2 separate regions of the Mus musculus genome follow, and region 2 is linked to region 1. Evidence: chromatin loops called from intact Hi-C (ENCODE). Cell type or tissue: heart. All regions are shown on one strand. Links, peaks and the distances in the headings refer to the core of each region. The heading gives the core; the rest is flanking DNA.

Evidence for each region. A loop is a pair of places that touch in the nucleus more often than their neighbours do. Peaks named below come from ENCODE experiments on the same cell type or tissue, not always from the same donor. Only the 100,000 strongest peaks of a DNase experiment are listed, where the experiment ranks them.
Region 2: it touches region 1 in a loop (6-fold over the local background); 14 of 42 quality-filtered maps call a loop at or near these places.

What each region holds. Positions count from the first base shown.
Region 1 is chr5:91,028,430-91,044,381 of GRCm38, reverse strand. Epgn (epithelial mitogen) reads right to left here. Exons shown (of 5, transcript NM_053087.2): 3 at 13,154-13,274; 4 at 12,023-12,175; 5 at 9,170-10,463. The coding sequence ends at 10,409. Among named protein-coding and RNA genes, the nearest start is that of Epgn, 8.9 kb to the right of the region's middle. In heart, for the core only: a CTCF peak has its summit at 5,668 (motif pointing left); no DNase peak of the experiment used is centred there.
Region 2 is chr5:91,300,159-91,316,110 of GRCm38, reverse strand. No RefSeq gene overlaps it. Among named protein-coding and RNA genes, the nearest start is that of Gm19619, 25 kb to the right of the region's middle. In heart, for the core only: a CTCF peak has its summit at 8,020 (motif pointing right); no DNase peak of the experiment used is centred there.

The DNA.
Region 1 (15,952 bases), core at 2,568-10,567:
ACCTGTAAGCCCCTGTGAAATCAGAAACAAAATTATACACTTTTAGCAAGCAATGGGGTGAAGTGAATATTACAAACCAGAGGACGACAGATCTTTTAGGTGATGTCGGAACACAGTGGAGCAACAGTTAAGTCTGTAGTCAGTGCACAGCATAGAGTGTTCTGTGTGAGCGTGGAGCCCTTGCTTCTGGGATATGAGGGAACCATGGTTAACCCTTGGTGTTTCGGTTTATTAGGGCAAACTGTGCTCACAACACATGGTGATTCTCACTGAAGCAGGACTGTTCAAGTGCAAGGGCTTTCACTTAGTGCTTGAGAGTTTTCACTCTGTTATCTGCGTAGCTGTTTATGCCTCTGAGAAGATGTTGCTTGAATTATACCACAGATAATAAAAACAGTTTACTAAAATGAATGGGCTAAAAAGAAACCATAGACCTTTGTGCATGTCCCCACACCAGGATTCGGCATCAGCCTTAACTTCCAAACATTTTATTTGCCTTATAGTAAAAAGGAACTGTTTATGGCACATATACTAGACAGAAATCTTGTTATATTGGGTTTTGTTTTGTGGTAGCCACAATTTGAGGAACTGCACATGACTGACACACAGGAAAAACTATAACATGTAATTTAGCTTTAATAAGTTTTATGCTTCCTGCTTGGGTCATATTGCTATTCAATAATCTAGAATATGTATATTTGCCAAAGAAGCCTGAAGCCAAAATTCTACTGTGGCTGGCTTTTCAATCAATGTTCTGTCCATGAATTTCAAATAAGATGTTTTAGAAGCAATTTCTTAGAAAGCCTAGGTAGGATGCTAAATATTTCAGATTTTCTTTTATATTTTAAAAACATAAATTTTAAACAATAAGAGAGGTTGAGTAATATTGCTCTTGTAATGAGAATAACATTTTTCTTTTTTTTTATGTATGTCACCTAATACCTCCAACAGCGTGTTCCTAAGAATAACTGTGTGTGAGGGGGTGTTATTATTGAAGATGTGAGTTCCTAGGCTTGCCTAACGGCACTCTGATTGTCTCAGTCCACATTGAAACCTGGGAATCTGAATTTTAATGAAAATCCTCTGCCCATATCCCCTCTACCTGATAGATTCTGAGAGCCATCCATACAGCAGCTACATATAGGAACATGGCTGCCAGCACATCACGGAAATTCGTCTTACCCTGGATTACTCCAGGGCTCAAGAGCATTTACAGAAACATAACTTATCTTAGTGGTGAACACGTTCTTTCCAGCTTAATAGCAAAGGCAAGTGAAACCCAAACTATGTTAGTCTGAAGATTAAAATTCTTAAACAGGAAGGAGTTACAGAGACAACGTTTGGAGCTGAGACAAAAGGATGGACCACCTAGAGACTGCCATATCCAGGGATCCATCCCATAATCAGCCTCCAAACGATGACACCATTGCATACACTAGCAAGAGTTTGCTGAAAGGACCTTGATATAGCTGTCTCTTGTGAGACTAGGCCAGGGCCTAGCAAACACATAAGTGGATGCTCACAGTCAGCTATTGGATGGATCACAGGGCCCCCAATGGAGGAGCTAGAGAAAGTATCCAAGGAGCTAAAGAGATCTGCAACCCTGTAGGTGCAACAACATTATGAACTAATCAGTACCCCGGAGCTCTTGACTCTAGCTGCATATGTATCAAAAGATGGCCTAGTAGGCCATCACTGGAAAGAGAGGCCCATTAGACATGCAAACTTTATATGCCCCAGTACAGGGGAACGCCAGGGCCAAAATGTGGGAATGGGTGGGTAGGGGAGTGGGGGGGGGGTATGGGGGACTTTTGGGATAGCATTGGAAATGTAATTGAGGAAAATACATAATAAAAAATTTAAATTAAAAAAAAGAAAGAAAAAAATTCTTAAATAGGATCTACAGATTTTGATTAGAAGAAAGCCAAGAAATATGGATAGCTTTTTATTTCCAAGAAAATATTTCCATGAAGTTAGCTATAATATACATGAATTTAAAGAGTTTCAGAATCAATAAGGGATTTTGATTTTAAAGTAACTATAGTATATCTGATAGAAATTGCTCACAATTTATTTATGGATTAGACAAGAAATTGACAAGACTGATATTCAAGTAATTGGAGTGCTAAAATATCATTAATCAAAGTAGTACATAAAAAGTCTTCCAAACTATATATAATTAAGTTATTAATAATAAAAATCTACATAGTTAATTTGAACATTCAATCTTAAAAATCTATATTTGTTAAATTAACTTTTAAGCTTTTGTGTTGTAAAGACAGGCACTGTGTTCACTTTCAATCTTCAGTCTTGTTTTTTTAAATCCCTCATTGTGATGTTACTGTTTTATTAGTACAATTCATACAGAAAAATATTTAACTTTTTGTTTGAGAGTTGAGAAATGATTATGCTCCTCTACACCTGAGTGTTTAGAATAGCTTTCAAATGCCTTTCTATTCCTAATTTATTATAAAATCACCTGAATTCAAAATAACTTTTGCTATCTTTATACATTTTAATATTTACACCCATTCACTGGATGGATGTATTGAGAGCGCCTTGAAGCCAAGGCTTGGAAGCAGCAGTTTAATGTCTACATTCAGTTTGGAGTGGCCTGGCTGGGACTGCCCCATCAGAGCTGTGAGTCACAGATGAGTATCCGTGTGTACAGACACTGCTGGACCTCCGCAGTTGAAGCAATGCATAAGAAAGAAATCCCAGATGCATATTGGTATCCAGCAGATCATATTCCAGAAATAAAAATCCCTACCAATTTATACGATTACAAGAGATGTTTCCCCTTTGAAAACCTAGCTGCAAAGCACTCATGCAAACATCTAACATGCATACGTCACTGCTTTGCCTGTGGTATGCTGAGGGCAGTGTTCATCCAGGTCTTCTAGCAGGTCAAAACGAAGGGCCATATTCATTGGTCAGCACTCGAAAGTCTTTCATATCATTATACCTGTATTTTCTTGATCACGTTGAAACTTGGACAGCTGTTTTGGAGCTGGAAATTGTTATTGCTTTGAGCTTTTGTTAAACAAATAAACAAAGGCAAAAAATCCAAACAACAAAGTTGAGTCTATGTGACAAGATGAACCTTATGAAACCTCAAAGGAGCAAAAAATTATGTACTTTCCATATAAACCTTTGAGTGAATCCTATGATCTGGGAGGAAGGAAATATTGCAGTCACAACTGATGCATCTATAGTCCAAGGTCACAGCTAGAACTTCCATGTCTGGATGGACTAAGTGACTCTGCCTTGGTTTGACTTGGAAATCCCCCCAGCATGCATTTTGAACACAGTCCCCAGCTTAAGGGGCTCATTTGTTAATTCAAAAGATTTTAGTTAGTAGGTGGGCTCTGGGTGACAAAAGTGGGATGGTCCTTTGGACCAGGCTGCTTCTCTTGTGTTCTCTCAGTAACCCCGAGAAGAGTCATAACCATGTGCTCTGACCACCAACACTGCCATAGGCACACTCACTCCTGTAGCCATGCCCTCTCCTCCAAGATAGGCAGAAGTTTCTCTGAAACCATGGGTCAAAATAAACCTTTGCTCTCTTATGGTGCACTGCCGAGTATTTTGTTCTCCGTACAGCTTGCTCATCCTCAGGCAGGCTACTACAGTTACGTAGCTGGTGTTTCACAAACCTAAGATTTCATTCTGCTAGTTTGGGAATAAAGTCTGAGACAGAGATAAAGTGGCCTCTGATAAAGAATGCTACTAAAAATTCCAGGGCTGATTTTTCACTGCTCTAGTTAGTTAAAATCCCGGCCTCTCCTTTAAAGGCCATACCTAGTATTGAAGGTGATGGAATATTCTGTTTGACACCTAAACTTAGGTATGCAGAAAAACACAACCTAAACCTTTACACACGGCAGAGGGAAATGGAAAAATCTAAGCGATCTTCAGAAAGGGTGCCACTGGGATGCAAAAAAACAAACAAACAAGCAACTATCATTTCTGGCAAAGTTCTATATATTGCCTTAGCCCTGCAAAGGCAAAACACTGGAGAATGGATGCTTGCCGAGCTCTAAGAAGCATCTGATAGCTAGCATGCTTACTTACCTACCACTCAGGAAATTGGGACTGGTACTGCCCTGCAGAAGGGGCTGTCTGTCCAGCACACAGTTCCTGATTCTGGTGCTTGTGGTAGCTATGGTATTTGCATAATTTCAGGCTCAAGGCAGGACAACTGATGGCACCACCTCTCCTGTCTCCTATAGACTTCCTTTAGTCTGATGGCACCATCTTTCTATTGAGTGTTTAGGGAACTCTTAACCAACTTCTTGCCACTAAAACAAGCACAGGTTAGGCTAATTTCCTCACATTTGAGCTGTGAGTCAAACCCAGGCTCAAAAGTGTTCCAAATACAAACTCCATTACTAAACCCCACCTTCTAGACCAGTTTGGGCCAATTTACTGCCAAATTTGTTGCACTGAATAAAAATCATTTCTCCATCACTTGATTAAACATTAACAGTTTTCTCAGAGCATAAGAAAAGGGGTAGGTGAGTCGTGAAGAGAGTAGGGACAACTGCACCTCCGTATTAGCTCAAGAAGTCAGCAATGAAGGGCGGAAAATATGTTACGTTTGTTAGTTTACTTAAGAAAATTCTGCTTGCAAGGTCTTCTAGTCATTTATAGCTTGATAAAGGAATGAACAAGCAATATGAGAACAGGAATTTGAATCCACAGTAATAAGAGGCCTTGGAATTGTGTCCTTGTGACTTTTACCAAAATTTGGGTAGATAAGAAAGTTAATGACAATTCCATGGGAGAGAGCCAACCCCTGTCACTATTAATGATACTCTGCTGTGCTTGCAGATAAGAGCCTAGCATAGCTGTCATCTGAGAGACTTCATCCAGCAGCAGATAAAAACAGATGCAGAAACCCACAGCCAAACATCAGATGGAACCTGGGGAGTATTGAGGAAGACTGGGAGATAGGAATAAGTGAGCCCAGGGGTTCAAGGACACCACAAGAAGACCTACCGAGTTAACCAACTTGATCCCATGGGAGCTCATAGAGACTGAACCACCAATCAAAAAGTATGCAGGGGCTGGACCTAGGTCCCTTACACATCTCTAGCAGATATGCTGCTTGGTCTACATGTGGGTCTCCTAACAATTGGAGCTGGGCTGTCTCTGACTCTGTTGCCTGCCATTGGATCTCCTTCCCCTAGCTGGACTGTCTTGCTATGAACAGATGTCCCAAGGTGAAGTGGTATGCAAGGGGAAGGGGGTAACAGGAGGAGGGATTTATGAGGGTGAGACTGGGCAGGGAGGAGGGGCGCTGTGTATAAAGTAAGTTAATGAAAAACAATTGACTAATATTATTAAGGGTAACAGTCGAAAGGAGGAGTTAATAAAGATATTTATATCAGTTGTGGGGCATGGGGGATGGGAGAAGCTGGTGTCAGGCTTTGAACTGGGAGGTGACTTTAGCAGGCTAACTCGCTGAGAAGACACACCCAGCATGTATTGTAGCAGGAAGCAGCTAGGGATGTGGGCAGGGCAGTGTCTGAGTCATCAGCTGGCACCTTGCCAGCTCCCAGGTGAGTGTGGCTTCTCCTAGCAGGTACATTCCTGGGCAACTCTTTGATCTGAGGTTTTTCTCTGCCCTGTGAGGTTTGCAGTGCAACAGGGCCCTCTACAGGCCTCCTGGTAATTAAATTAAGATGAGGAAAGACCATAACACTAATCCAAACAACCAAGTTGGCAGATTTAAAGGCTCCTAGGAACCTTGAATTGGCAGCTTAAGCCCTGGGGGCCGGTAGCTTTGGAGGATGCAAGCATTCCTAACCACAGCTATGCAAGACAGTTTTCTGCCTTCTCTTCACTAGAAAATACCTTGGCTTCTAAATGTGGGCTTGATGTAAAACAAACACATGGAAGCCAAAGGAGATAATGTCTGTGGGTGGGATCCTCCTGATAACTCTCAGAGTGTTTTTTTATTTTTCTTATAGCCATTTAATAGAATTTCATATCCAAAGGACTCCATGGAGTTAAGCAGCCCCAGGACTGCGTGAGAAGCCTTGTACCTAGAGTGACACAGATATTGTTTTTATATCTCAAATTGTTGCCTTAATCAAGTCCATCAAAATTTAATATTTTTCTCTAAGGAACAATTTGGATAAGGGTAGGACTGAAGGTAATGGAGAGGAAGACGGGGTCTACTGAATTCTACTGACAGCTTGGATGCTTTACTTCTTGTCTCTGATCACCAACCTCAGTCAAGGGCACCCATGGAAGTTAACAGTGCCAGGTGACACTTGTCCACAGATCAACGAGGAATATTCTCAAGTGATCCTTTTATCCCTTGAGTCTTGAGGATAAGCCAGGCTTTGTTTCCAGTCTCCAGTCTGTGGACTCTCCTGTTGGCAGGCTCTTCTCTCCTGTTCTGGCCCCACCCTGACACTGGTATGCACATCTTAATCTGAAGATGACAGTAGGGAATTTCTGTGGTTGGTCCATGACAAAGGCTATTATGTCTATTATAAAGAAAAGAACTGGTTTTCATTTGTAGATCACTTGGCCACCTCTCTAGGTTCACCAAGAATATGAATTTTCCATACCCTGTCGGGAGAGATCCCCTAGGCTATGGCAAAGAGAAAGAGCTGAATGTTGTGTGTCCTTGAACAAGTCTGCACAATTAAATGTGTGTCTGTTGGGTTAATTAAAAGCCTTGGAAATGATTATAAATGGCAGTGCTAGGACACTAGTATGCTCCCTTGATTTGTTAAAGAACTTTATATTGATTCAATACCTTTGTGCAAATTTAAAAGTATAGAGATGCCATTCTTTCCAAAAAAAAGATCTACAGCATGATTTGTTGTTTTTAATTTTTAAAATTTTGTTGACGTTGTTGTTGTTGATGTTGTTGTTGTTGATGTTGATGTTGTTTTTGTTTTTTGTCTTTAAGACAGTCTAGATAAGTAACCCAAACTGGCCTTGAAGATTTGAGATTGTCCCTCTGCCTTCTAAATGCTGAGATTACAGACCCACCACTAATCCTGGCATCTCATTAGCCACTCCCTGAGGACAAGCCACATGGTTAGCTGTAGCTACTTGCCTTTGATCTTAACTGCATTTCAATCTACATACATCTATGCTCCTGTATCTGAGGCACAAAAACGAGAATGAAGGGCCACAAGGTGTTGAGATAAGACTGGACTGAGCGAGGCTGTCCAACTCCTTATCATGTAATCGAATTCCTACCCCCGATGAGCTGTTTCTTCGGAAGCAGCAGGTATTCCCTCATTTAGGTTATGGAGCGAAGTGAAATAAAACAACAGAACACATTTTTTTAAAACACGGGTCTTCTCAAGACTGGAACATGGGTCGCTAGTTGCTCAGAGTCTCCCAAGGTCACCGATTGATTTGAATAATTAACAGAACTATCATCCAGAACTTGAAAAGTATGCTCTTCAATGTGCTACTGGATAGATCTGTGCCAAAGGTTTGGACAGAAATGTGGACTCACCCAGCTTAGCAATGCCAGACTCTGACAAATTCAATTTCAACACTTCCACTGCATCTTGGCAGAAGTTCCTATCTGATGTCATCAGTCAATGATGTAAGGTAGAAAGAGTGGTATTTTGCAATAGGGCTTCTGGTAACCCTTCCCATATGTGTGGGTTGCAAGCTATCAATATTTATATCACACGCAAGATAGCATGTAACATTTTGTAACGTCAAGAAGTTAGTTGGTTTATTCACAAGTCTTTGGCACACGAGCACTGTCCTTGTGTTCAACATCAACAATTTAAATTGTTGATGTTTGTCTTATTTTCATAAGACATTGTTTTTCAATTAAATATAATGAAGGAAAATCTTACTGACATCACCAAAGTGAATATGTCAAAACTGAAGGATTAGATCTGTATGGTGGCAGGAAATTCTAAAAGACGGGTCAGTTTATAATTTCATCCTATGAAAACATGATTATAGGAAAAGTTAACTCGGGATACAGTGACAAGCTGTTGTAAATCATTTTTTTTTGTAAAGTTAATAGCTTTGTATGGGTACTATTACAGGATTTGCGCCACCCCTACCATAGTCTAAAGTACATAATGAAGTACTTATGAATGTGGCTGACCAAAGGATGTACTCTCACAGAACTGACATAGAGGCAGACATGGCAGGAGGCAAAGGCAGAATGGAAGGAAATTCAATTTCTTGGACTGACTGGTTTTGTCACAAACACCATAAACACATCACTGATGATCCACCTACATAGCTGAAAACATAGTTCTGAGGCAAAGGTTTTATTGAGTTGTTCGTCTCAGAATCTTATTGTATACGTATTTCAGCTTTTTGTATGTGCACAGATGTTGCCAGATGTCCCTTCGGCTCCATGGGTATGTCAGAGAATCTTTTCTGAAAAGGCAACCCCTGTTGTTAGATCATAAGAAGCTCATAATCAGATAACTTTCATAAATTCTAGTCTAGGTTTTTGTGTTGTTTAGCTCGGTGTGTTTTATAGTGTTAATAAATAGCTCTCTGTGAGTGAAGAAGATTGAATTGCGTGTTACTGGTTTTCGGAGGGAAGGGGTTGTTTTGTTTTGGTTAACATTTTGATTTGATTATCTGGAAGTCAACTTCTGATGTTCTAATTTGAGGTTATTATGTCTGAAACATGTAAGCACTTACAGACAGTAAATGTGGGTGACCATTTACGGTATCTCTTGCCTTTCCTCAAGAGGAAGTCCTTGGTCAACTGAAAGTAGGCCTGCAATGTTTCTTCCTGGACTCTCCTCAGCTTTTCTACCTCTTTTGAAATGCTCAGGAAGAGGTAGCTTTCTAGGTGTGGTTACTGGAGTCACTGGGTGGAACCAGCACTCCCCACCCCTTGGCGTGATGTAACCTTGCACATGCAGAAAGTGCTGACATGGAAAGCAGCTGCATTCCATTCCTTCTGCAGGAAACACAAAGACAAGGAAATTCCTTCTCTTCAAAGGAAAGCAGAATGCTGTATTCTTAAAGAGGGGATGAAAAGCTTATATGCATGGCTCTTGTGGTTGACTATCACTGTAGCCATATTTAAGTCTGGTTTTTCTTTTAATTAATCTCAAGATCAAGTTGTTCTGCTTATGAGAAAAAAGAAATAAGCCCATGGTTCTAGACTGAATCCAAAAAAAAGAAAAGACAGTAGCTGTTATTGCTTTGTAATTTCATTTTTTATTTCTTTTCAAAATAAGTTATTATTTTACAAACTGAACATGACAATATATAGTAAGGATAATATTCGTGGGTATTTGAGGGTTAGAAACGGGGCTGAGGATGGAAGCATTGAGGATAATCTTGCCTGCCATGCAGTTATAGGAGGTATTTTTTAGTTCTATTAGAGTTCAATTTTGGAACTGCATGGGTCTTGTAGAGAATGGAACCAAACCACAAAGAATATAAGAGACTTGCCCAAGATTGAATCATGTAGCAGAAGCAATTCCAAGGAGGGATACTGATTCCCTAATAAGTATTTCTACGACTGTTTCTTTTTTTAACCCATGTGCAAATATGCTATCAACACGTCAAAAAATGGTTACATTCCACATGCTGTTGTTCCTATATATTTTGGGAACAATTGTAAGCTTTTAGTCATTAGGTGAATTGTCGAACTTCAGTTCAAGCGATGGATACCAAGTGTGAGTCTTCCAATGTAAGGCTGAGATGATAGGCAAAAACATCAGGGGACAGATGAGCCCACACAGGCTTTATGGTCGATATAGGAACAGCTACTTTGCCTGCTCTGGATCTGCTGTCCAGGTGACTTTCAGTCCTCAGGAATTTATCTGCTTCTTCCAAACTACATGAATGAAGTTTGCAAACTGTTGTCACCAGCTGGGTAGGATTTATGCTGCCTTGGATATTCCATTTTCTTTTAGTGGTTTAGGTGTAATGCATCTTTGGTTCACTCAAGGAGCTGAGACATTCACTGTTTTCATCTAAAAATTGATACCAAATTCCCTGAAATTCCATAAGGACAGATACTTTGCTATTAGGTCCATCGAGGCGGGTGGCCCAAAATGTTGAGTGCCCGAAGAACCCGGAAATGGCATTACTTGGACTTGATTGATGTGTAGTAGAAAACAATTAAAATGAAAATTCACATCTGAGATGGTCAGAAGTATAGAACAAATCTTCCTGCAGTGACAACAACCACCCAACAGCAAACCCAAAGAAGGGTAGTGAACTTGGCTTCTGTTACTGTAGCTCATTCCCATAGCTTCCATGGCACCCAACGATGACCAAAGCTAAGAACCAATGGTCAATTACTGCATTGTGACCCAAACCACCATTATTTTCAAGTTAGCTTATCACATTTTGTATCATCCAAAGATCTCCATTGGATTCCCTGTGGCTTTTGACAAATGGCTTGATGACTATGTCTTATAAGGTCTCACAATGGGCTCCCTCCAGAGCAGATGATGTAGGGTGATTTCAGATTTATACACCTAAAACAGAGAGAACATTGGTTTCCATAAGAGTGCTGTGTGTTGATGGTGATGGATTACACATGCAAGTGTGCTGCTGTAGCAGTTGCCCTTGGTACTCTACTTAGATGCCATTTATCTACTGGTGGATGCATTATTCAGTAGTAGAAAGTAACCCATGCACAGTAGCATCCTGCTCTAGAGGATTGCCCAGGACCAACAGAGTGCCTTACCAACAAGTTTCTAAGAGATTGTGAGACCCTGATTTTTACCCCACTGTGATCATCCTGACCCACGATTGACTGATATGAAGTATTAAAGCCAAGTATGATGGCATTCACACCCCATCTCTCCCTGTGGAATCAGGCTGAGACAGCACTGGAGCTGAAGCCCCACCTTTGCTTAGCAGCTTTGGGCTATGTTGTCTTCTTTCATTAGCTCACTACACATTTTGTCTTAGATGTCACACGACCTCCACCATCACACGCGTGAGCATCTCCATCTCCAGATCTTCTCGAGAGCCCGACTTTCCATGCTCGGCTCATGGATGTATACAGATCTTTCCTGTATACAGATCTTTCCTCCTCCTCCCCCTTCCTCCTCCTTCCTTCTCCTTGCTTTCTTCTTTCTCTTTCTCATTATTATTCTTCATCTAGTCGACCAGCATAAAGCTAATCAAACACATATTTGATTCTTTCTGATAGACATCTATTAAGCAAAACAAACTTTTCTAATTTTGGTCACGGAATTTTAGTTGTTTTTTTTTTTTATTGAGAATAGTGAATGTACCATAATATGAATATTATTGTAGAAATATATTTGTTCTTAATGTGACTCTCATTAAATTGTGATTTTTTTCCTAGTTGTGTGGATTTAATGAGAAATAACCAGTGTGGGAAAACTAGAAATAATATGGGATATATGTAACTAATATCAACTTGTTTTGTAGATTGAGTTCTTAGTATTGGGTTTCTAACACTAAACAATATTGCTGAAGATAACTCACTTGATGGCTAAAGAGAAAGTGGTCAATGTGTGTCACATGTTTTCATTCATTTAGTATTCATTTCTTAACATTCTGTTTACTCAACAATATTTATGCTTTGTTGTACACTAAATGTCTACTCATCAGTAAGATGTATTTAATCTCTGCCTTCTAAAAGCCTGCTATCTTTCCCACTTTTAACTTTGACTCAGGCAAACATAAATAAGAGGAAAGAAAACTATAAATTTGCATTGTTCTAATTGTATTGGAAAGGTTTCTTTCTGTGTGTCTTCCTCCTCCCCTCCCCTCCCCTCCCCTCCCCTCCCCTCCCCTCCCCTCCCCTCCCCTCCCCTCCCTCCCTCCCTCCCTCCCTCCCTCCCTCCTTTCTTTCTTTCTTTCTTTCTTTCTTTCTTTCTTTCTTTCTTTCTTTCTTTCTTTCTTTTAAGCACTTGTCTGGGTTCATGAAAAGGCACCAAAAATATCACAGAGGGTCTTTTCAGACACACACATCAACAATAGGGACTATTGTTGACAAACAATAGATATTTGTCAAGTAAACACACACAACCAACTGAATGATTTGTCTTTTCCATACCTTTTTCTTATGTAGCAATAGAAGACAGCAAGAAAAGCACTAATTAGCAATCCGACGCCAATCCCAATCGCAATGTATTTTTCATAAGAATCCACAGCATACGAAGTTAGGGTCAAATGCTCACATCGTTGTCCCGTATAACCAGTAAAGCATCTTTAAAGAGAGAAAAGAGCATGCAACTGTAAAGTCTACAGAAGTACCAACGAGTGACACATTTCAAAGGATGAAAAAGAGACATTTGCTAAGGCACAAGGAAGCCAGTCCATGAATGAGACAGCCTGCACTTTAGCACAGTCTATTCAGTAAGTTTTCATGTGTTCCCTCATTGTGAGGAGGGAAAGGCAGACTGCTTGTCAGGAAACTGAGCCAGTCAGTGTGGGGTGAGAAGGTCATGGTAGCTCCAGGACTTTATCTTCCTGAATGGATTTTCTTCTCATGGGAATTTGTCTCATCCTGGAAACCTGTGTAAGTTCAGAGGTGCCATTGTATGTTGTTAGAAATGCAGATACTGACTTCATAGCTGTAGATCTTAAAGTCAGCATTGCAAACAAGTTTCCGGTCTGTGCGTGCAATAGTCTGGGAACTATGGTGTTGAGTAATATGAATAAGTAGTTTATTTAAAAAGATGTCATAATATTCAAATACAATGGCCAGTCACATTCAGATCAAGCAGTGTTCCCCCTTCTGCCCTTCCATCATTCTATTGTTTTAAAATTATTTTTAAGATTATAATATAATTACATCATTTTACCCCATTCCTCTTCTCCCTCCAAGCACTCCAATGTACTTAAGACGAAGAAGAAATTTGCTGTGTCTCCTAGAAATGACAGAAGTGACACCCATGAGGTCTCCCCAACATGGCCACTTAAACATGACTTGAATAAGGACAACATCAAGAGAGAAGCTAATGTGGACCAGGGTTGAGGTAGGTCTCATGATTTCTCAACCCTATATGAAGAACTATGGGTAGCTAAGGAATGCTGAGAGCGGGAGAAATAGGCTTTCCCAGGGAAGTACAATACCTATTGGCAGTCAAGCACTATTTATAGTGGACAACACAGAACAGTTGCAACTGTGCTGTGTGCATCCCCTTCTCCCATGTCTAAGACTTGCTAAGTTCTTTGCAGTTACCTGCAAATGGCTTGCTTCAGCTCATGGTGGAATGCACATGCTCCATTAATGCAGTAACTATTATGGTCTTCCAGACAAGGATGAGAGAACTTCAGAGCTACAGGTTCTTCTATGTAGTCAGCTAGGAAAAGGAGATACATTAACAGTTCAGTGTGTCCAACTTCATAATACATGTTCAATACATATAGAGAGAGATCTTTTATTTTAAGAATTTTTTGGACCCTTTGTCCTTTGAAATATTGGATTTCTTTTTGGAGGGGGGAATATATCCAAGAGCTTGGGTTCGTGTCTCTCTACACATTATCGGTTAGTTATAGAGTGGAGGTGGATTAATGATAGTCCTATTCTTTAGAAGCTACACAATTAAGCATAGGAACAAGTTGGTCAAAAGGTGGCAGCATTGGTTCTAGCTTAGGAGGTAATTTTGAACCATGTTTCCCAGCCATGTAACCAATGCTAATTAGAGCAGAAGGCCTCATATCACTTTGCACTTCCCCTGTACATTCCTAGGGATTAATATGTCATCACCTAGGGATGTAACTTTTCCTAATAATAAAAGAGATGTTTATTCCCTCTTTAGAGGAGAGGATAAGAATCCCCTCTTTCACTCTTCCATGAACTGCCAAGAAGTTCCATCTAGAGAGGGAAATTTTTCATTGATTAACCAGAGAGGGCTTTTACAACTGATATGAGAAGCCAGAGCCAGTGTGGGCTTAGGTGAACACAGCTAATAGCAACACTACAACATACTAAGTGGAAGTTCTGCTCGGTTAAGAGGTATTGTGGAGATGTTGGAAAGCCATGGGAGTGGAATCTGTAATAGCTTTCTCTTTCTTTCAGCACCACAAAAATGATGGCAGCGTGTAGTTAGTGATCAGAAACCTCCTCCAGGGACACCTGAGTCAGGGAAGGGTACTCTGGAAAATCATCTGGGTTTCAGGATGCTACTGGTGCTGGCATGCCAGATGGAACACCTACTTGTACTATCCTTGGTGCTTATGCAATGGGAAAGACTCTTAGGGAAAAACCGCATAATTGAATGGTTGCCATCTTTAAACTTTGCTTAAGCACAGTTGGTGGCATCTTATGACCTGTTGAGTGCATAAGTCCACCTCCTTACTATTAGTCATTCCTCGCAATATATTGTATTGGCATTCCTACAGAGGCTAAGACAATCCTACTCAGGTGTCTTTAGGAAAAATAATACAGACCTAAAAAACATTCTTTCTCATGTCAAAAACACTAAATCTCTATTTACTAGGGTACCAACAAGACGCCATATCACTTTCCTTTGAGAACACACACCAGAACGTAACACTGGCATTCAATTTGCTGACTGTGGTATTGTTAACGTAATTGATCCCTTTAGGAATTTATTTGGAGACATTGAGAATTTCTCATTCAAACCATGCTAAGTTCCTCTTAATTCAAGATGAACCAAGTTCACTTAAGCAAATATAAAGAAGGATTCTCTAGAAAATATGAGAATTTGAAGGAAACCATTTCCAAAGGAAGGGTACCCCAGAGAGACTCATTTTTCCCTTTGAGGAGAAGTTAGTTATAACTTCATTAAAACATTTATAAGATATAAGATGTAAATTTCTAAGTTAAAAAGCAAAATGAGAGGCTATAGCACGATGTTAGATGCATAGCATGTGCAAGGTTCTGGGGTCCATCCCAGCATTGTAACAAAGCTGGGAGAAATACAAAATTTTTCCACAAAGAAAGCAAAGAAATAGTTCCTTCCTTTCTTTTTATTGCTGTTGTTATATAAATCAGAGACTTCATTTACAGTTCAGCAATATGAGAGGGTAAAGGGGTAAGGGCGGAGTTGTTAGAAACAAGTGTATGACATCAACCCCTAAGATGAAACCACATCCCTAAATGTTTCTATATTTTTGGTTAGACCCTGAAAACAAAATAAAGAGTTCCTGGGTCCTGATCACAAACCATAATCTTTCTATCAGGGGCCATTATGAGTTCTGTGAGAGTCATTAGTCATTCAGACTCAGGTCTTGGCAGGCAAGGAGCTTTCCAAATTCATCTCAAGTTCAAATGAGTTTGAAAACTGTGCCACAATGCCATCTTCAGCAGCAGCAAGAAGTCATTGTGATACACACATTGACATGGAGAGAAAATATATGACCACCACCAATAATAACCAAAGTAGGTGAGAAGGATCAGGAAGTGTAGCACATGCTAAAATGACAGCAAGCCACGAGAAAAGACCTTCCCGAAGATGGAGAAAAGCACCGCTTCTTGTCATTTCTGTGGCTACCAAGCTTCCTGCTCCAGATCAAAATACAATGTCTCTCCTCCAGAATGTCAAAGCATATTCAACTATACCCAGTATAAAAGGGTCATTGGAAGTCAAGCAGAATCCCAGCAGAACCCATGGCAGGGCTCACATTTAGAAGAGTAGTGGAAGATAGGCAGGTTTTCTCATCCCTGCTTCACTTCTTTCTCTTAAGAAAGAAAGAAAGAAAGAAAGAAAGAAAGAAAGAAAGAAAGAAAGAAAGAAAGAAAGAAAGAAAGAAAGAAAGAAAGGAAGGAAGGAAGGAAGGAAGGAAGGAAGGGAGAGAGAGAGAGAGAGAAAGAAAGAAAGAAAGAAAGAAAGAAAGAAAGAAAGAAAGAAAGAAAGAAAGAAAGAAAGAAAGAAAGAAAGAAAGGCAGTGTTTGGCAGGCACACCTACCTATCACTTCAGTTTAGCATCATCATCTCTCTGAAATAGCTGATTATCTAAAAAATTTTAGTTAAAAATTTTCAAATGTTCTCCATCAAACGCAACGTTCTGTCAA
Region 2 (15,952 bases), core at 4,367-12,366, 270 kb before region 1:
CACCCACTCCGCCTTTTTGGCCCTGGCGTTCCCCTGTACTGGGGCATATAAAGTTTGCAAGTCCAATGGGCCTCTCTTTCCAGTTATGGCCGACCAGGCCATCTTTTGATACATATGCAGCTAGAGACAAGAGCTCCGGGGTACTGGTTAGTTCATAATGTTGTTCCACCTATAGGGTTGCAGTTCCCTTTAGCTCCTTGGGTACTTTCTCTAGCTCCTCCATTGGGGGCCTTGTGATCTATCCAATAGCTGACTGTGAGCATCCACTTCTGTGTTTGCTAGGCCCTGGCATAGTCTCACAAGAGACAGCTATATCTGGGTCCTTTCAGCAAAATCTTGCTAGTGTATGCAATGGTGTCAGCGTTTGGAAGCTGATTATGGGGTGGATCCCTGGATATGGCAATCACAATCCTTTCGTCACAGCTCCAAATTTTGCCTCTGTAACTCCTTCCATGGGTGTTTTGTTCCCAATTCTAAGAAGGGGCAAAGTGTCCACACTTTGGTCTTCATTCTTCTTGAGTTTCATGCGTTTAGCAAATTATATCTTATATCTTGGGTATCCTAAGTTTCTGGGCTAATATCCACTTATCAGTAAGTACATGTTGTGTGAGTTCCTTTGTGATTGGGTTACCTCCCTCAGGATGATCTAAACAGCCCTATATCCCCCAAAGAAATAGAAGCAGTCATTAATAGTCTCCCAGCCAAAAAAGCCCAGGACCAGATGGGTTTAGTGCAGAGTTCTATCAGACCTTCAAAGAAGATCTAATCCCAGTTCTTCACAAACTATTCCACAAAATAGAAACAGAAGGTACTCTACCCAACTCATTCTATGAAGCCACAATTACTCTGATACCTAAACCACAAAAATACCCAACAAAGATAGAGAACTTCAGACCAATTTCCCTTATGAATATTGATGCAAAAATCCTCAATAAAGTTCTTGCTAACTGAATCCAAGAACACATCAAAACAGTCATCCATCCTGATCAAGTAGGTTTCATCCCAGGGATGCAGGGATGGTTCAATATACGGAAATCCATCAACGTAATCCAGTATATAAACAAACTCAAAGACAAAAACCACATGATAATCTCGTTAGATGCTGAGAAAGCATTTGACAAAATCCAACACCCATTCATGATAAAAGTCTTGGAAAGATCAGGAATTCAAGGCCCATACCTAAACATGATAAAAGCAATCTACAGCAAACCAATAGCCAACATCAAAGTAAATGGTGAGAAGCTGGAAGCAATCCCACTAAAATCAGGGACTAAACAAGGCTGTCCTCTCTCTCCCTACCTATTCAACATTGTACTTGAAGTCCTAGCCAGAGCAATTAGACAACAAAAGGAGATCAAGGGGATACAAATTGGAAAGGAAGAAGTCAAAATATCACTTTTTGCAGATGATATGATAGTATATATAAGTGACCCTAAAAATTCCACCAGAGAACTAAGCCTGATAAACAGCTTCAATGAAGTAGCTGGATATAAAATTAACTCAAACAAGTCAATGTCATTTCTGTACACAAAGGATAAACAGACTGAGAAAGAAATTAGGGAAACAACACCCTTCTCAATAGTCACAAATAATACAGAGGCTTTTTAAAACCATGGTTGGTGAGCAAGGAAGTGATACTGGTCTAAGGTGACGCTCCAGTTTCCCCGACGTGATTGTTACACATTGTAGATGGGTATCAAATGCTAGATTGTAACCCATAGATATGTATAATTAATATGGCTGATATAAAATTGATACTTTAGACAATTAAAAACACCAAGAAATATAAAAAAGAGGGGATGGCGATGAAATCTTTGCTCAGTAAATCTTTCTGCAAAGCTGACGTCCAAGACTCCGTTCTCTCCTGGCTTGCTGACTTCAGCCACTTGGAAGGGGTTGAAGGCTTGCTGGCATTCCATCCCGGACAGAGATGGATGAGGTGTGTAGGTTTGTTGATGCTTGCTTGGTATTTTTAGCTCAGAGTTAGCAGAAGTAGAGTCCTGGCAGATTGGCTTTTATTGGGTCTGACATCTCACATCTCTCCTGTCAAACTCTTTCTTTGGGAGAATCCATTTGGCTCAGCTGCTACAGTGGCTGCCCTGGCCCTGCTGCCAGGACTGTTGCTGAACCCTGGCATCTTGTACGTCTCATAGTGGCACCCACTATGGCCAGGAGTCTTTAGACTCCTTAAAAGGTTTGCTGTCTAGGCTGCTAAACCTAGAACTCAAAGGCTTTAATTGTAAGCAATTTGCTTTCGTGAGTTTCTAAAGGATGCAGGATTTTCCCATCTGTGTGCTTGCTTCTGGCTGCTTAACTATTTATTGCTCTCCACTGGTAGGCTCAGGGTATAATGCAGGAAGCACATATTCTAGGTCCGTGTATGCCTTCATTCTTTTAACACTGGGCTGCAAAGCCTTATTTATAACAAGGCAAAATAGATATACTTAAATATTCTAAGTCTGTTCTATGTCTGATGAAGAAGGTATCTATGTGTATTCAGGAGAGTGTGCTTGCGTGCACATGCCTATGTAACACTGACATATGCAATTGCATATCCAGTTCTGCCCAGACACCCATGGACGGCTCACAGCCCCACATCTCCAGTGTTCATTGAGAGATGGGAACAGAGTTTGTTTCGATTCCTGTCTGGAATAGTTGAGAGCAGCCTAGTGGTACCCATACAGGATAGTTTAATGGGCTTCATTCATTAAGCCTCAGGGATGGTTGAGGATGCACAAACCTTATCCAGGGAACTGGGGAGAGGAATCCCCTAGCCCAGGGAAAGGAGATGAGAACCCTGATGGAGAAGATGACTCTCTGAGGATCCAGGACTACTGTGAAGGTCTCCACAGGACTTACTGGACTGAGCAGCCAGCAGGGGAGCTCTGATTACCTTCTCCTCTGTCCAACTCAGCGATTCCTCACACCCTGTCCCATTTTGCCAGAATCTTTTCTTTCCTATCTTAGGAGCATGAAACCAAGCTGAGGGACACCAAGAGGACCCAAGAGGGCATGATGGATAGGTTTCCCCGATCTCGTCTCTTCTATTTTGTTTTGACATAGTTTCCGAGTTTCCAGTCAATCACCGCATGTGGTTACTAAAAGTCTGTTTTCATGTCAAATATAGATCCCTTCCTCCCAGCACCAAGACTTTGCCTTTCCCTTGTCATTTTTGTTCCAATAATATCACTTCTACGTCAGGGGCTGTGAATGTCTTTAACAGAGTCATGGAAAGGCCACACACAGATATCCAGATGAGCGTAAGTGTTAATCTAGTATGCCAGAGGGCAAAGACATGTAAGTTTGTGTGTGATGCCTGTGGCTCCAGGGTCCTTTCATGAACTGAAATTTAAATAAATTAAGTTTTAAAAAAATTTCTGATTTCCATTTCTGGTGACAAGTCTGAACAGGCATTCTGAGTCACTTCCTGGCTGAAAACAATAATATATAAGTGTAAGAATAACATTTATAAATTATATTGCTGAGCTAGAAAGCAAGTGGGAACCACAGATGTGAGAAGTGGGTTTTTATTTACCTCAACTGGCTGCTAGAATAATCTCCACAACATCAGAGATGCTGCCTATTTTTTTCAGTGCTCTGTCTTCTCCAACTAGAGCAGGTAGTAGGCAATCATTGATACATCGTAGGCAGCCAAAATGTATACAATGTATAATGTATACATACATGATGTATAATGGTCTAAATGCATAAAGGTCTAAATGTTTCCCTACTGGAGCTCAAGGTTACACAGATGTAGAGAAAAATAAAAATAAAAAGGCAGGAACCATCCCGACAATGACAGATTGGCATCAGCATTAGCTCTGGTTCAGCATGAATACAGATGGCGTGTTCACAGACATATATACATGAGTGTTCACACATATCATACTCGGCATCAGAGCTTGTGAGGTCCTCGAAGTAAAAAATACCATCTCGATGAGCATAGCCAGAACCCAGATCTTGGCTTCTAATAGCAGTCTCCAGCAAAAGGAACTGCGAGTTTTGGAGAAATAAGATTCTAGAAAAATGAGAAAATTTGCAGTACTGGCCTGCAGCATCTTATATAGCATGAGACTGCCCTTTCACACAGGAGGGATGGAGGCTGGAGAGGAGGCATGAGTCACATGGGGAGGCCCCTCCCCCTGTGACGAAACTGGAAACCTATCTCACCAGCCTAACCTCGCAGACACTGTGCAGGCCAATGCCAAGCTGTGTTGACACAGACTGTAGGAATTTAAAAACAAAATCAGGACCCCCAGTTTCCCCAACTAAAATAGACTTTGGGAGATGAATTGTTAAGCAGTGACAAACGCTTTTCTTGCTTTTGTTTGTAAGGCAGGGATGTCAACAGAGTTTGCCAAGAAAGCTAGAGGCACATGTTAACAAATAGAGAGGGAGTAGGGAGAGAGGGTGTTTGTGAAAATCCTCAGCCATGGTTGAGACTTTGCTGGAGAGCCTTCCTTAGAGAGGAAGCCAGAGATGCACCTATGGTTTGGTGGATGTTTCTCTATTTTTCCTGCTTTGTGCATAGCCTAAACTTAAGACAGTTCAGATCCCTGGTTCCTAACCTTAATGCTGGGACCCTTTATTAAAGTTCTTCATGTTGTGGTGACACCAACCATAAAATTATTCCATTGCTACTTTATAACTCTAATGTTGCTACTGTTATGGATCATAATGTAAATATCCTTGTTTTCTGATGGTCTCAGATGACCCCTGTGAAAGGGTTGCTTAGGGTTCCAGCCTACAGGTTGAGAACAATTGATTTAGATACAATCAACATATCAAGGGTGAAAGATAAGAAGACAGCACACTGTGCAGAAATGGGGGGTCCAAGGATAGTCTTAGAGATGGATTAAGTTGATGCTTTGTTTGTTTCTTTGCCCCCTTGATCCTAGACTGAGACTGGGAGAAGCTGGCAGCCCAGGAGTATGGGTGATACAGCCCAAACCATAAAACCAAGCAGCAGGCTCCAGCTGCAGCCTGTGCTCTCCCCAAAGGGGCAGGAGGTGGGCAGCTGAACAACACAGTACTTTCAGACAACAGCCACACTCCCCCTCAGACAAGCAGGGCAGGGTAGAGTCCCACTGACAACCAAGGTAGTGTGTGAAGCTACACTTATGACTCCCCAAGATCATAACTCTCTAATAAAACACACAGGCATTATATACATAACACTATAAAATGCTGACCCAGAAAGTGGAGAAGATCCAGGTAAATGAAGAAACTGCAGCCTCATGGATTGTAAGGCTCTAGAGAACACCGATGGCAATTTTCTCAAAACTAATGTCAAGGCTTTTAAATTTCTTTTTAATGTGAAAAAGTAAAATATAATAAGATAAGGCAAAGATCTTCATGTGGAAGTTGAGTAAGTCAGCCCAAGTGAAGGAGAAGAATTTGAGTAGTAGACACAAGTATGAGAGGCCCACTCATCCTCACACACGGGAGTCCCATACAAACACCAAGCTAACAGTTATAATGTATATGCAGAAGACGTGGTGCAGATGCATGCTGGCCCTGGGCCTTCTGCTTCCATTGCTGTGAGCTCATATACACTTCGCTTAGTTGATTCAGCGGGCCTTGTTCTCCTGGTGTCTGTCCCCTCTGGCTCTTACAGTCTTTCCACCTCCTCTTCTGCAGAATTGAAGGGAGGGATTTATGGCGACATCCCATCTAGACCCTCCTCTTGATGTCTGCCTATAGGTCCCTGCATCTGTTTCCACCTGCTGCCGGAGGAAGCCTCTTGGATGATGAGTGAATATGGCAGTTTTCTCAAAATTGATGTCAAGATTTAATATAATTCTTGCCACAACTCAGAAAGATCCTTTTTGGTACACATTGATGAGAGCATTCTAGAATTTATATAGGGAGGCAAGAAAAAAAAATAATCCCCCACTGGAATATTTAAAATTATCTCAAAGAAGGAAATTCAAGGGAAAGTCATTGTGCTGACTTCACACAGTATTGTGTAGGTTCAGTTGACCATCCACACAGCACTAACAAGGGGAAGAACACAAAGATGAACAGAGCAAGCTGCAAACCTTGGAAAACCACATGCAAATATATCTGATTTTCTCATTTTATTGTAGTAAAATACATATGATACAAAATTTGTTATTTTCACTATATTTACATTTGGTCAATGATGTTAAATGCTGCTAGCTTCTTATCTCTCTATGATCCAGCACTCTACTCCACTAGCTCTTTCCATCCAGCAAAAATAGTACTCTGAGTCCATTACACAGTGATTCCCCTCGCTCCCTACCCAAGATCCTGGCCACCACCACTCTGCTCTCTGTGAAGCTGACTGCTCTGTTCACATGAGTGGAATTCTAAGTACCAATTGGCGATTTCCTTGCTTCACATAACACAGAGCCCCCCAGATCTGTCCAGGTTGTCAAATTCTCTTCTAAAGATTTAGTAATGTTCTACCATATCCATATCTCACATTCAGTTCATCTGTTCCTGTGTTGGTGGACGGTAGGGTAGCTTCTGCCTTCTGGTGACATTCTGAGAATGTATGGGAGAACACACATCAGTCCGTGCCTCCCTATATAAATAAATACTCACAGAATTGAGATTTGTCTTTTCATGCCAATTCTATTTCTATGGCTTTGAGACATTCACTGTGCCTGCATCATTTTGGATTGCTGCTAACAAAGTGCAGGGTTAAGATGCCCTCTCCTCATTTGTTTAGTGCAAATATGTATCCTTTATATCTATTGTCTTTGCAACGGTAACATCACTTTTTGTTACTTTGTTACTTCCCCACCTCTATTCAATATTTATTGTTCTCCCATTGTAATGGCTACAGCATTGTCTAAAACCTTTACAACTGGAAAGATCAAGGCTGGTGCTATGGTGATGTCCTTTCTTCCAACCTAAGTCACTGCATCAGAAGTGATGCTGCTGATTTGTCCCCATGGGCAGAAGTTATAGCACCTTGAGTAGTTTTTTCCGGGTCACAGGTCTAGACTTCTTTGTAAGTGCAGCCGTTACAGCATCAGCATCCAACATCACTGCTCTCCTGATTTCTACTGAGATAGCACTATGGCTGATCTTTTCCATGCCTTCTTTGGCTGAGGGGGTGGTAGTACCATCTCTACCCTTTCCTTATCAGCACCAGGGGCAAGGAAGAAAGCATAGGCATACTAGTGGAGAGGTAATACAACGTCAATAGCTGCTCTGGAAGCTAAATATGCACCTGCTGTGACAAACAGCAATTGCTTTCATGGACATGTCCTCTTAAAAACATATGTCCCTCTAACACCCTACGCACCAGTGTTTCCAACAGCTTTGAGACAATCCAGATGTCCGTCACCAAGAACGTGGTAAAATAAATGCCAGTACACCCACATCGTGGGACACCACTCAGTGATGAGAAGCAATGAACTGTTACACACAACAGCTTGGACGAAAGCCAATCTCAGAAGATTGCACACAGTTCCATTTTACGATAACATTCTTGAAATAACAAAATTAGAGACAAGTAGAGAAGATAAATGATTGCCAGGTGAGAAAAAATTAGGCAGAAGCAGGAGGCTATGAGGTGCATGCAGAGGGGAAAGGTGGAGGCTATGATGAGGTCTCAATGGTATGAGCTTCCTGCATCTTCATCCTTCATCATTGTCTTGGGTTTAATGTGGTACTGAAGCTTTGCAAAATGTTTTCTTTTGCAGCTATGGGAAAAGAGCACACAGAATCTCTGTGTCATTTTCTATGGGTGCAGCTTAGCTTATAATTATCTAAAAGCAAGGGTTTCATTAAAAACAGGTGAGATAATTAGTTTTGAGAAAGAATTACTTATTGTGTTAATCTGCCAGCAGCAAGAAATAGTAAAAATCTAGAATTTTTGCTATTGACATGGGATTTTCAGATTAGTTTCAGGCAAAGTGTTGGCTGAAATTCCTTGGATCACAGGGTAGCTAAGAGTTAATGCCATTCAAAACCACAATGAATCAGCAATCTGAAGAGTGAATTGTGGAAGTTCATGGGATCCTGTTCTGCAGCACTTAGAAATCACCACAAGAGGGTGCAATGATCCCAGCTAATTACAGGGACAGTGGCATCAGGTGAACCAACCGGGAGGTAAATTGTCTAATGTGGAAATATTCTTTAACCCAGATGCTTTCTCTAGGATGCACCTGTGGTTAGTTGTTGCTTTGCTTTTGTTTTTTGTTTTTTTCTTAAAGGCTGTAAATCAGTTGATAGAAACTGATAGCAGCTGACTGCATCAAGGAAAGAGAAACAGATCATGAATGACAAACGGGAGGATGGGACTATCCAGCCTCTAGAGATTCTGAGAGGAGACCTCTTCCTCATCGTGGAGATGCTCCACTTCTGCTAAATTACAGGTATGCTCAAAGCACCTATACAAATTGGTACCAAATTTGCAATTGAATGCCAGGATGACCTCCCATTTGGAGGCATAGATTGGGAGCAAAATGGTGGTGCATTAAGATCCATTCCGTTTCACTGTTAAAGTCATAGATGGGAGCAGGGTGCAGGTGAGGTGTGAATGTGTTATTGCCCAGCAGAATTCTTTGAAGGGCTAATCTAATGGACTTTCTCTGAGGTCTCATCTTCCTTCCCTTAGAGGTTGGGGGAGACAATAGTGTCTATCATTCCGACCTTGCTCTAGAAACGGAGGTCAGGCCCACTGAGAGATCTATGAGATGGGGTCCTCGGCTGAGTGAATCAGATGCTGTGTAGCCCATGCCTGGAGAGTGGAAAGAGGCTGACTATAGGCAGAAACAGGCTCCCTTCTACCAGTCAGTCACTCAGAAGAATGGGAGATTCTGCAAGCCAAAGAGGCAGAGACAAGAGCTGAGTCCACTTGCAGGAGCCTTTGCCTACACCAGGGGGAAGACTTGGGGCTTTGGAAGAATCAGATTCCCAAAACAGTGAGCAAGCTTCTAACCAGACCTAGAGTCTGGAGCCTCTAGACAGGTGGGAACCTTCTTCCTCCTCTCAGCTTCTCTCGTGTCCCTGCTGGCTCTCCTGGGATAAGCCAAAGCATAGATGTTAGAACCAGCTCGCAACAGGGAAATGAGAAGAATTTTGTGTTCAGAATTTTGCATAAATTATGTGTTCAGAATTTTGCATAAATTAGACATGGTCACATGTGCCTGCATCTGCTACTGGAGAGGATGAGGCAGGAAGATTGCTGGCTTAAGTTACACAGTGAGTCTGAGACCAGCAGATGCTATCTTTCCCGAGTAAGCTCCTTTCTCAGGAAACAGCTGCCACAGCAAAATCTGAGGTGATCAACTGGAGCAAGAGACAGAGGACAGCTCTACCTAGTCCTGTTTTAACTGTTTTCTCTTAACGCACCCATGGCCTGGGAATCAAATCTTTAACTCATGGGACTTTGGGGGGACACTCAGACTCCAAATGAGAAAACCAACTTGTCTAGCAAACGCCAACACATTCCTCTCCAGCCCCTTGTTCTTCATATACTGTCTTATCTTTCTTCCTGGCCGTTATTAGGCATTGGGTCATCTGTCCCATGAGAACAGGACCCATGATTGGTTTATTCCCTGTACTCCTGGGGCGTTCCTAACATGTAAGAAATCCTCCACCACTTCTCTTAGACTTATTAATTAATTACTCATACTTTAGCCTTTGCAGAAATAAATAAATGCTTTTATATGTTACATACTTAAATAATATTAGTCGCTGGACTTGAAGTTGTGGATTAGGGATTTATCTTTCTACTGTGTCATATACAACCTTTAGGAAATGCATCTAATTCTTGTTCTTTTTAAACAATTTAAAGATAACGTTCAAGGCAAGCCCATGCTCTGAACTTCTCTGTACCCACCAGGACTTGCTTTCTCATCATTTTTCCTCTATCCCAAGTGCTGATGTATATCTGTAAGACAGTGGTGACTCAGGACTAAGCTAATATGCCTAAAAGGAAGGCAGAAGGGTGAATAATTGAACTACATTGGAAAAAAGACTAAATTGACTTTTAGAAATGCTTTTCTATGTGTATGGAGTTAGAGTGTTTGTGCATGTGGGAACACAAGAGCCCACACCTGCACACGTGTGGAGGACAGGGTAAGGTATGGGATTCTCTCTATTTCTCTCTGCAAAGCTTCATCTCTCTTCCTGCCTTCCTCTCCCTAGGTGCTGGGATTATAGCAGAACATAGCCATGCCTGGGTTTTGACGTGGCTGGCTACTGGGGATGGGAACATAGGTCCTCATGCACGTGCAGCAAGCACTCTCACCCCTGAACCATCTTCCAATCCCTGTCAATGTTTGCATTAGTATCTATTAATGATGCGTTAAAATGAGTTTCATTATGATGTATTTATACATGTATGTAATTTATTTTGATCAAGTCTGTCCCAGCTTCTCTCTCTTATTCCTGACTGTGTCTGTCGCTCCTCCTTCTTCCCAAGCAGGTGCCCCCCATCTTTCCTGTCTTCTTTGCATGCTTTATTAGGATGGTTTATCAGAGCATGGGTGATGCTTGATTTTCAGGAACCTAGACAACTTCCTGTGACTACACCACTGAAGAAAATATTCTTTTCTCTGTATCAACCATTGACCATGATGAATCCTCAGGAGCAGGTGAGGCCCTGTCAGCCCTTACCTCTTCCAAGACAAACTGCTAACAGGCTCCATCTTGGGCCGATCTTACACAGGCAATTGCAGTTGAGATGGGCCTGGAGAGATGATCCAGCAGTTTCCAGCAGTAAAAAACAGCCACTAGCGTACAGAAAATCCAACTTCGGTTCTTTGCACCCATGTTGGCTGAGTTGCATCCACCTATAACTCCAGCTCCAGTGTCCAAAGCACTCTTCTGGCCTTTGTAAGAACCTGCATTCACATACTCACACCCATATACCCTGATACACATAATTAAAAATAATATAAATCTTCTAAAAAGTAGGGCAAAAGTCACGTCCTGAGCAGAAGTCAGAATTCCATAAACCCCTCTGCTCTTTCATTCGTTCAGCTCATTCTGTAATATTCTCTGAGCCTTGTTGGGGGTTGTACAGTTGCTCCTTTTTTGTCTAGACATCCAATAATCATTTATTCCCAGTACTTTGGCCACTTACGGATCTTTGCAATCATCACTGAGCACGACAAAGAGAAGTTTCTCTGACAAAAGCTGACAGCAGTACTCACCTGTGAGCCTGCACAGTTATTTAGAGGGCAGATTAACAGACATGTCATGTCCGTCTAGCAAAAGGTAAGGCTGTAGCTTCCCCTGTAGTGTCTGTGTCCTCATCAGCATTTAATTAGGTTTATAGTTCTATGTGTGCATTCCCTCTAGAGGAACAGGAATCAAATCCAATTACAAAGTGGATGGCGGGGAGGGTATGGGGGACTTTTGGGATAGCATTGGAAATGTAATTGAGGAAAATACATAATAATAAAAAAAAGAAAGTGGATGGCTTTTCACTATAACAGGGATCCCATTATTGTGCCAATGTGTATGGTTGCAAACAGGGTCCACAGCAAAGTTAAGTCTGTTGATATTTGTTCTCCCCAGCAGCCAGTATAGCACCGTCTGGAACTATCTAAGCTAGCCAGCAAGAAGGAGGCTCCCAGACAAATAGAGGTTGATATTTCTATATCCCTTGACCAAGCAAGGCATTTTGCCTCTTCAATATTAGGTTCTTAGTGTCTCTTCTGATGATCATCTAACAGCAATGGCAATTGATTGTATTGTTTGTGTAACTCAATGGCCTCCCTGGCTAACAACTCACAAGGACCCAGACACTGGTAAACTCCTTTAGTAACCTATGACTTTGGGAAAAACTTTATCTACCCATGGGGTACCTCTCTTCAAACTCTCATTTTAAAATATCTTTATCATTATCTTTATTGAGTATCACATTTCCTCATGGGTTTTTCCAGACATAAACAGATTTAAAACACACACACACACACACACACACACACACACACACACACACACACACAAACACACACACACACACATGAGAACAGTCATTGTCTCCGAGCAGAGTGAGAGAGCGACGTTGAGTTGAGTTGGACCTCTGCCCAATGGGGCTATGCAGAGAGAAAGCAGGGTCTGTAGCTGAGCGGAGTCACACCCAGAATGAGATCTGGAGTGACTAGTTCAGTGGCCAACAGGCTTGCAAGCTTTCAACAGTGTCAGTCATTGTAGCATTTAGTGAATGGGTAAGTTCAAGGGCAGAGGGCCACTCACTACCTGAGGGGTGATCTAAGAGGGCGGGGAGAGAGTTAACTTCTCTTCTGGAAAGTCTGAGAAAGGGAAGAACCATGGAAGAGGGCGGGGCCAGGGAGCTGTAAGGATGGCAAGTGCCCGGGCATTGCTGGGAGGTGAACCTGTTTGAACCAGAAGGCCTGGGTGTGAACAGGAAGACAACTGGGGGCGGGAGGGGGGGTGTCATCCAAATGTGGCTCAGGGATAGAGAGACTCACCTTCCTCAGGGACCGGGGAGGAGAGAAAGGAAAGAATCAAGAAGTTGTAGCTGGGCATTTATAGGCCGCAGGGCAGGGTATAATTCCCCAAAGCCTGTTATTTCTTTAGTAAAAATGATGTTAGGTTGTGTGGGGAGCAGAGGGGAGGAGAGGTTGAGTTGGAGATCTGCCCTCCCCCAGAACATTAGCATGACCTCTGAAGATGAATGTTACTGCTGAGGTCCCTCCGCTGACTAATGCCCAGCAGATGAGGAGATAGTATTTCTGTTGACAATTACACTCTCAACCTAATGACTTGCCTTTTTTGATGATTTCTGCCTTCGTCACAGGCTGTTAACAAGCACTAAATTGTGCGTGGGCTTAACTCTCATGTCCAAGGCTTATTATATTAATATTCTTTTGCTGTTTTAACTTCCTAATATGAAAGCATAATAAACAACGTTGCCGAGAACAGCTCAGCATCTGGTGTCCACCAAGGAGTCACGGATGCTCATGAGTCAGCGGGTGCATCTCACCCGTCAGGAGAGCAGGGCTACTTATCTATATTGCTTCATCTTCTGTTAATGGAAAGGCAGCAATGTGCAGACATTCATTCAGGAAGCATCAGCTCGTCTCTTGGGCTATGTCAGGTACTCTGGCTGTGGGCGAGGATTTGATGACGGGAGGCACAGTCCTCAGGACTGATGACTGAATGCTTTTCTAGAAGTGAACCCAGGAATTTACTCAATATAGCTGCAGATTTTCCAACATTACAGCTAAAGTCAGTTGTAGCACGTGACCCATGTGAAATACGGTTTGAGTGTCAGAATGTGTTTTCCAGTACTCAATTGAAAGTCTGGGAGCTGTGTGTTTTTTAATGAGTTATCAAACTGCATTTATCCCTTAGAAGTCAAAGAGAAAGAATAGCTTCCTGCCTGTTACTTTATTTCCCACTCTGCCTTGCATAGATCTGCATTGCCTCCTACCCGACTCCCATCCCCATCCCCCATCCCCCATCCCCACCCCCACCCAGGCCTCCATGGGGATGGCAACAATGGCAGTGGGGCATGGCCATTGCCCAGGCTGCTTGCTACCTTTGTTCTGCATGCATTTCAATTTCTAATTCCCTCCAATAAAAGGTGATTTGTTTGCAAAAAATTTAAAAAAATGTTTATAAAATTTTTTTTGAAAAACCTCAAGGATGTAAGGGAATAGATTTGCTAATATCTTCTTTATTTTTGATATAGAGTTAGCTGGTAGGCACCATTCATTGTCCCATTCACCCCCCTCCGGGTGGAAGGAAGTTGCACTGACTGTGGTTTCAGGGGGACATTTCTAGTTTCCTTGTTTCCCTTTCCCATTCTTCCCTCCCTATTTCCTTCTCTCCACCCTGCCCTTCTCACTTCCCCTTTTCCTTCCCTAGCCTCTCAGTCCACTAATGCTTACTGAGCACTATTGTTTTGCGGCGGGCTCTGTGGGTGCACAGTGGAATTAGAGAGATAGCAAGGCAGGCACACACACACACACACACACACACACACACACACACACGCGCACGCGCACGCGCACGCGCACGCGCACGCGCACGCGCCAGTCACACTGAGGTGTGTTAGGTTAGCGCATGTAGCAAGGGACAGAACTGCTTGGGAGAAAGGCTCCACAACAGCCTGGAAGTGGAGTAAGGGCTTCACTTAGCTGAACAGGGAAAAAAGCAAGCATAGCCTAGTCCAATGAAACTGGGCAGAAAGAAGGGAGCAAGTGCGCCTTTAGATTTAGAGGTTTGGGTTAGACCTTTGCTATACAGGACATGGATTAAAGGATCATAGTCATTCATCTATCATCCTCTGCAAAGGACCAAGAAAACAGATCTCTGCTGCTCTTTGAAGCTGGCTTTTCCCTTCGGTCAGCCAGATCTGAGGCAGGAGTTCTGTAGTGTCACCGGGTCACATTCGCTTAGTTTGTGATGTGAGATACAAGACATAATCCCTTTCACGCTGCCACTACACCTCCCCCTTACACACATCCCTGTGGCCACGGTTTCCCAGGGCCCCGTGGAATGAGGGATTCTGTATGCTCTGACCTGCAAACTGCCTGGTCTCTTCCTAACTACAGGACACACTTGGCATTTGGTTTATGTTTGCTTTAAAGTAAGAGATCTTCTGCAAACAGAGGGCTGACATAATCACTATTGCGCCCTTTTCCTTTAAGAGAAGCTCATGTGGGCTGGTGAGATGGCTCAGTGGTCAGGCTGCGTGCCACCCAGCCTGACCGGACAACCCGAGTTCAGTCCCTGAGACCAAAGTGGTGGAAGGCGAGTGCTGATGCCTACAAGCATCTTGATTTTCACATGAGCCTCAGGACACATGATGAATATGAATACACATACACATACACACACACACACACACACACACACACATACACACAGAAAATGCAATACAATTTTTTGAAAAGAAACTTGTATAAAAATACTACTTATGATGCAGAGCTATGCTCTTTCTTATCTATATGCTCTTCTTTATACCTTATAAGGAAATATCTCTCCTTTAACATCTCAGTATCCTTAGTATCTTATTTTAAGTGTGTGCCTCCCAGTCAGCCACTGAATATCTGCTTTGTTTGTTTGCTTCAATTGCTAGCTCTTCGCCAAGGTGGTATATATAATCATTAGGAGTCTCCTTCACTAGTATACCTGGAGTAGCAAGGTGAGCATCCTATATGCTCTGAGCATGCCTTGCATTGCTCACTGTGGTTATGTTACTGCCTGTTAGCTTGGCCAAATCCTTTCTAGACTGTACATACCAAGAATACAAGGTTCAGTGTATGTAGAATAACCATGAACTTTGTAGTAATGCATCTTTGCATTTTGAGAAAATTGACTGGTTAATAGTCATTTACAGCAGTTATTTTCCATGATCAACTTCTATATTTCATTAAGTTTTCTCATATTACACTTGATTTTTTTGCATTAACCATGACTACCTAAGAAACAAATGTTTTCTTATCACAGGTATTTTTCTCTGCATCTGCCTAGAATATTTTCTTTCTTTTAAGACATTTTCAATCATATATATCAACAAAAAATTATCTACAATATAGAATTTAATTGTTTGTCTACAACTCCCCAATATTTTCGTTATTGATAGGTTACATCATTTAGCAACATTACATATATCCTTTTATTTAATATAACTTATATGTGCGTTTTTATATTAATTCATTTTAAAATCACTTAAGTACTCATTCTTCACTTTATTGAAAGTGACTTACATTTATTTTTATCAGCACTTAGATTTTTAAGAAGATGGTTTTGTTTATTTTTATTTGGACTCTACATAGAGCAATAGTTATGAACATCATACCTTCTTGCTATTTTTTGCAGAACCCTTAGTAAATAGTTATGTTAACTAACTTGAGAGACCAGGCAAATATGTAGAATCTGGCCACTGTTCTTTTGTTTTCTTTGTTTGTTTGTTTGGTTGGTTGGTTGGTTTTTTAAATTTATTTTTATTTTTATTTTATTTTATTTTATTTTATTTTATTTT